2 separate regions of the Mus musculus genome follow, and region 2 is linked to region 1. The links are chromatin loops, found by intact Hi-C in ENCODE. Cell type or tissue: gastrocnemius. All regions are shown on one strand.

Region 1 (2,500 bases):
GAGCTCACTGTGTCGCTCGGTGGCAGAGCACTTGTCTAGCACGTGCCAGACCCTGGATTCCATCCCCAGCTCCCAGAGGGGAGAAATTATTTTCCATAGAAAAATAATAGAGCCAGGTGGTGACAGCACATCCAGCACTCTGGAGGCAGAAGCAGGCAGATCTCTGTGAGCCAGGGGCCAGCCTGGGCTACAGAGTGTGTTTCAGGACAGCCAGCACTACATAGAGAGACTGTCTCCAAAAACAAAACAAAAACAATGGAAAATGGGCAAAAATTACTCATGACTGTGTCTTCAGCACTGAGGAGGTCAAGGCAGTAAGATTGCCATGAGTCTGAGGCCAGCCTGGGCTACGGAGTGAGGATACAAACAACCGCTGGTTGTAGTGGCTCAGAGCTGCATGTAATTTCAGCACTCAGGAAACAGAGGCAGGGTGGTTGTCGCAAGTTTGAGGCTAGCCTAGATTATATGGTCAATCCCAGGCCAGCCTGGGCTACATAATATGATCCTGTCCCCAAATTCAAAGCAAAACAATAGAAAACAGTTATGTATTCCAGTGCCAGTCACCATGACCCTCAGGACATATGGGCAGAGCTCTCAGAGGAAGGAAAGGGCATCATCCACGCCTACAGCTGTCCTGTGAGGTCTGGGATGATGTCCTGGGACAGGAAGTGTCTTCATACACAGGGGTCTAAAGACTTAGAGTGATGGAGACTGGCCATGCCAGGACCGGTGTCTGGAAACTCAGTGTGACAGGGGCCCTGCTCACTCACCTCCACCCTGTGAGCTGTGCCACCTGAGAGACTCCTTCCTTCCACTCCAGGTGTCAAACCTGCTTCACCAGCTCACACACCCCCTCTTCCAGGAAGCCTCCTAGGCCAGGTGTAGTCCTACCTCAGCCCTTCTAAGGACACAGTATTTGGCTTCTCCCCTGCTCTGGCTTCTGCAAGGGGCTAATCAATGATCCCAGCCCTGCTCCAGGGCCCCTACAGAAGGGCATTACCATCTCCTGGTGGGCTTAGGAGTCCAGATGCCCTCTTCCTCCTACTGGGCAGGCTCTTCCCTGTGGTACCTACTCTTCAGACCTAGAGGAAGAGGACTGCCCCACCCCAATGCCTACTTGTATATAGAGAAGTTGAGCTCAGGGAGCTGGTCTCAGAACACATAGCCATTGTCAGAGCTGGCATTCAAACCCCATGCAGCTGTGTCTACATGGATTGGGAGGGTATGGCCTCCCCCTAACATGACCCAATGTCACAGAACTTGCCATTAAGAAGGCCTATGTACAGGTGGTAGTGGCGCACGCCTTTAATTCCAGCACTTGAGAGGCAAAGGCAGGCAGTCTCTGTGAGTTGGAGGCCAGCCTGGTCTACAGAGTTCCAGGACAGCCAGGGTTACACAACCCTGTCTCAGAAAACAAACAAACAAAAAGGCCCATGTTAAGCCTGAAGCCACTTTCTCCATTTCTCAAGCCTCTGCCCTGTAGGCCCTCCTGGTAAGCATCAGTAGCAAGCTTGGGGCCCAGGAGAGGTCAGAAGAAGGTAGATCCCAGTCTTCAGGATTTTCTGCTCCTGAAATGGCTGCATCCTGCCTCACACCTGCTCAGAGATGTGGGAGCACATGCTTCCTTCTTGAAGTTGGACTTACGGGAAAGGACCAGTGGGGAGGGGACTGGGAAGGGCAGACAGGGACCAGGTAGCAGGCAGGGACACTTCCTGTAGGTGGGAAGTGTTCCCACCACTTCTGGGAACCAGGATTGCTCAGGAACAATGTAGTAAACTTTGACCTCAGTGAAGGGGTCCAGCTGGCACTATTTTCAATCCCTTTCCTTCCCTAGGGTATGGCTGGTCCAGATGGACATGGGAACAGTGCAGGGCTCCTAGGCCACCTGTCCCCCAATCTGAGTCAAGGGTGGAGAGCTTAGTTGGGGTCCCTGCCTCACTACTCCACTAAGCCCCTAGCCAACGTGGCAGCCCAGCCCTGGTGGATGAGGCAATGAGATCCCTCTTCCTGTTAAAGTGGCTATGCAAATGAGCAGAGATCTGGCTTCCTGGAATGATGGTGTCCACTGGCCTGATACGCCTGGTTCCTGGGGGTTCACCCAGGCAGGTGCTGGAAATGCCCCAGTCTCTTTCTCTCTCGCCAAGCAGGGCCCATAGTCCACACCTGGGTCACCATACTCTGCGGGGAACAGGTGGGAAGCCCATCCACCATGGTGTCCCTAGCTACAAAGAACATCACGGGTATGGATGCAGGGGAGCAGAAAGTGGGTAGCCTTGCTGGCTTGCGACACCCTCCTATTTACAAAGAAGGAAACTGAGTTTGCAGGCTGCGCCAGGGACTTGCCCGGGTCTCTCCTCCCTGCCTCTTGCCTGGACATGCCCCAGAAGCTTGCCTTCCTGGCTTTTGAATCTTAGGGTCACCACTGCCTCAGTGGCTGTTCCTCGGCTGTCTGTCCCAAGGAGTTATTACTGTACTGCCCTGGCATTAGCCCTAGCTTGAA
Region 2 (2,500 bases), 53 kb before region 1:
CCCCCAAACTGGTCAGCTGGTTCCAACACTCTGCTCTGCAGTCTCTGTGAGCCCTGCTGGGGACTCAGGACACAAAAAGCCACCTATTCAGGTTCCATTTGAGGAGTAACAAGATAAAAAAAAGTACAAGCCAGGCATGGTGGTACACATCTGAAAGTCTAGCCGTGGGGAGATGGACAAATTTGTGCTAGACACTAGGCTACCTATATAAAATGAGGAGAGAAACCGAGGTGTGGTGGGGATTAGCCAAGAACCATCTTAATTCCATGGGCTGGGATCCTGGACTGAAAAATGGAGAAAGCTAGCTCAAGTCCAGCATTCCTCTTTCTTTGCTCCCTGACTGTGACTCCTCCTGCCTCATACTCTTTCGCCATCATGATTCACATGCCATGGTGGACTTGAAACTGAGCCAAAGAATGCCCTTTCTTCTTTCAGTTGCCTTTGTCAGGGTATTTTTATCACAGCAGCTAGAAACATAGTTAAAACATATAACTTTATTAATCGCTCACTCGTGCACAGCTGGTCCAGCAAGACTCAGGAAGTGGCGCAGAGGCTCAGAGCAGGCCTGCTGCTTCTGTCTGCTGGGTTCCTGGGAAACATCTGACCTCCTCCTGCTCTTTGTTCTCTTTCCTGCTAAGTCAGCTAGAGAGTTCTATAGAGCCTCTGAGGTAAAGGATCCTTCTGTTGTGGCTTTCTCAGCATGGTGACCGTACAGGTAACAATTTAGGCCTCCACATACACTTTAGACTCTTGGATTGGCAGTGTCCTCATAAACTTTGGGAACAGCCAAGTGGTAGGAAGAGTTCTTCATGGAATGAGCCTTCCATAAACAACCCTGAACCTCATGGGAATAAATGTGTTTGCTCCTTTTCCCCCAAGTTCCAAGCCAGAAGCCCAAGGGAATGTACATTAGGTCAGAACAATGCCTAGCTGGATGGACTGACTGCTTATGGTTCTCCCTCTCAAAGAGGCCTTTGAGCTGGCCAGCAGAAAGCACCCACGGGAAGTGCTGGGCTCAATAGTGTGAAGCCTACCACCACTTGAGTGCCTGCTCTGCAGAACTGCATGTCACTGCTCTGTTCCCACAGTCCCCTGTCCCTGCCAAGGAAGCCCTGGCAGAAAGATGAGGCCCACTCCCCAGAGTTAGGTCCCAAATTTCAGTCCACACCTGCCCACAGATACTGTGTGACATTCTGTAGATCCCTGAGCCTTAGTGTCCTCTTCTGGAGTAAAATTATTGCTGTGCCAGCACCTCACAGAACCACTGAACTGGGGTCATAATGAGGAGAGAACCCAGCTCAGGTAAAGAAGTGGCACCCAGGGCCAGGAGCTCTATAGTAACCAGAGCACCTGGCTTTATGCCTGCCTCCTCCAGACAGCACCGAAGATGCTCACAGGCTTCTGGCCAGGGTTCTCTGGCTCTGCCAGCCATGCTATGGCACCATGAGGGTTAGCTTTTCATGTAGCACATGTGCACCAAGACCTCCTAAAGTCTATTAAATACATCATGCTGAAGTATCCCCATGAGGAGGGTCAGCATAGTCATGGCAGCAGTCATGCCTGAGCTACTGGACATTGAAGACCCATAGACTGGAGCACAGAGAGAATGGGAGAAGGCAGCCTCCGGCCACTTTAAACAGGAGCAAGTGGTTCTGATTCATGGTTGTCTAAGCTCCTTACTACTGCTAGAAGTATAAGGGAATGGAGACAACATGTGAGACTCTGGGGTCTCCCAGAATCTGGGCAGAGTTAGGTAAGGGTAAGCCTTCTGGCTTGGTAGATCTAGCCCTGGGACTACTGCTGGACCTGAAGCTCATGCAGCACCTTCACTGTGACAGAGTGCCTGAAGTCTCAGTCAGTCACACTACCAGAAAGAGGTCGTGCTCTCAATTCTGTTCCCTGCCTGCCAGCTGCTCTAAGGTAAAAACATCTAAAAGTTTGGCCCCACTGGTTAGAGTAACATGAGCCTACCTGCATTGCTAGCAGCAGCAGAGTATCTCACCACCCTTAACAGTGATCCTGAGAGACAGTTGCTATTGCTCCTCTTTGAGCAGGTGGGGAGGACTAAGGCCTCACCAAAAGCCACAGAGCAGTATATACTGTTGCTGAAAACCTGCCTGGTTCATCAGCTCCACAACCTTTGGTGTCCAGGGAGATATTCCAGGGACAAACCAGAGGAAGTTTGGGCTATGCCCTGGAGAAGCTATAGCTTGCCCTTGCCTATTAAGTCCTCACATCTGACTCCTGGGCCAGAGAAGTTTGCCTGATAGATGTGACATGTAAACAGCTTTCTCTCCTACTTTTTCTGCAGCAAGGATGGCTCTCATCCAGAGTTCTTGAAGATAATATTACTGAAAAGGCTCCAACCTGCAGTGGTAAATCCAGAAAGTTTGAGGACTGAACAATGTAGTCAAGGCTTTCAGGAGTGGAGACTTAGCTCATTGCCTTTAAATCCATGAAGGGGCTTCTCTGAAGAGAGTGGAGTTTGTCTTTCCATCCA

What was found. Hi-C counts contacts between places; a loop is a spot of excess contacts. Peaks named below come from ENCODE experiments on the same cell type or tissue, not always from the same donor. Only the 100,000 strongest peaks of a DNase experiment are listed, where the experiment ranks them.
Region 2: it touches region 1 in a loop (1.8-fold over the local background); 4 of 42 quality-filtered maps call a loop at or near these places.

What each region holds. Positions count from the first base shown.
Region 1 is chr16:10,756,426-10,758,925 of GRCm38, forward strand. No RefSeq gene overlaps it. Among named protein-coding and RNA genes, the nearest start is that of Socs1, 28 kb to the right of the region's middle. In gastrocnemius, no CTCF peak of the experiment used is centred here; no DNase peak of the experiment used is centred here.
Region 2 is chr16:10,703,666-10,706,165 of GRCm38, forward strand. All of the region lies in intron 21 of Clec16a (C-type lectin domain family 16, member A), which reads left to right. Among named protein-coding and RNA genes, the nearest start is that of Gm15558, 21 kb to the left of the region's middle. In gastrocnemius, no CTCF peak of the experiment used is centred here; a DNase peak (open chromatin) is centred at 1,393.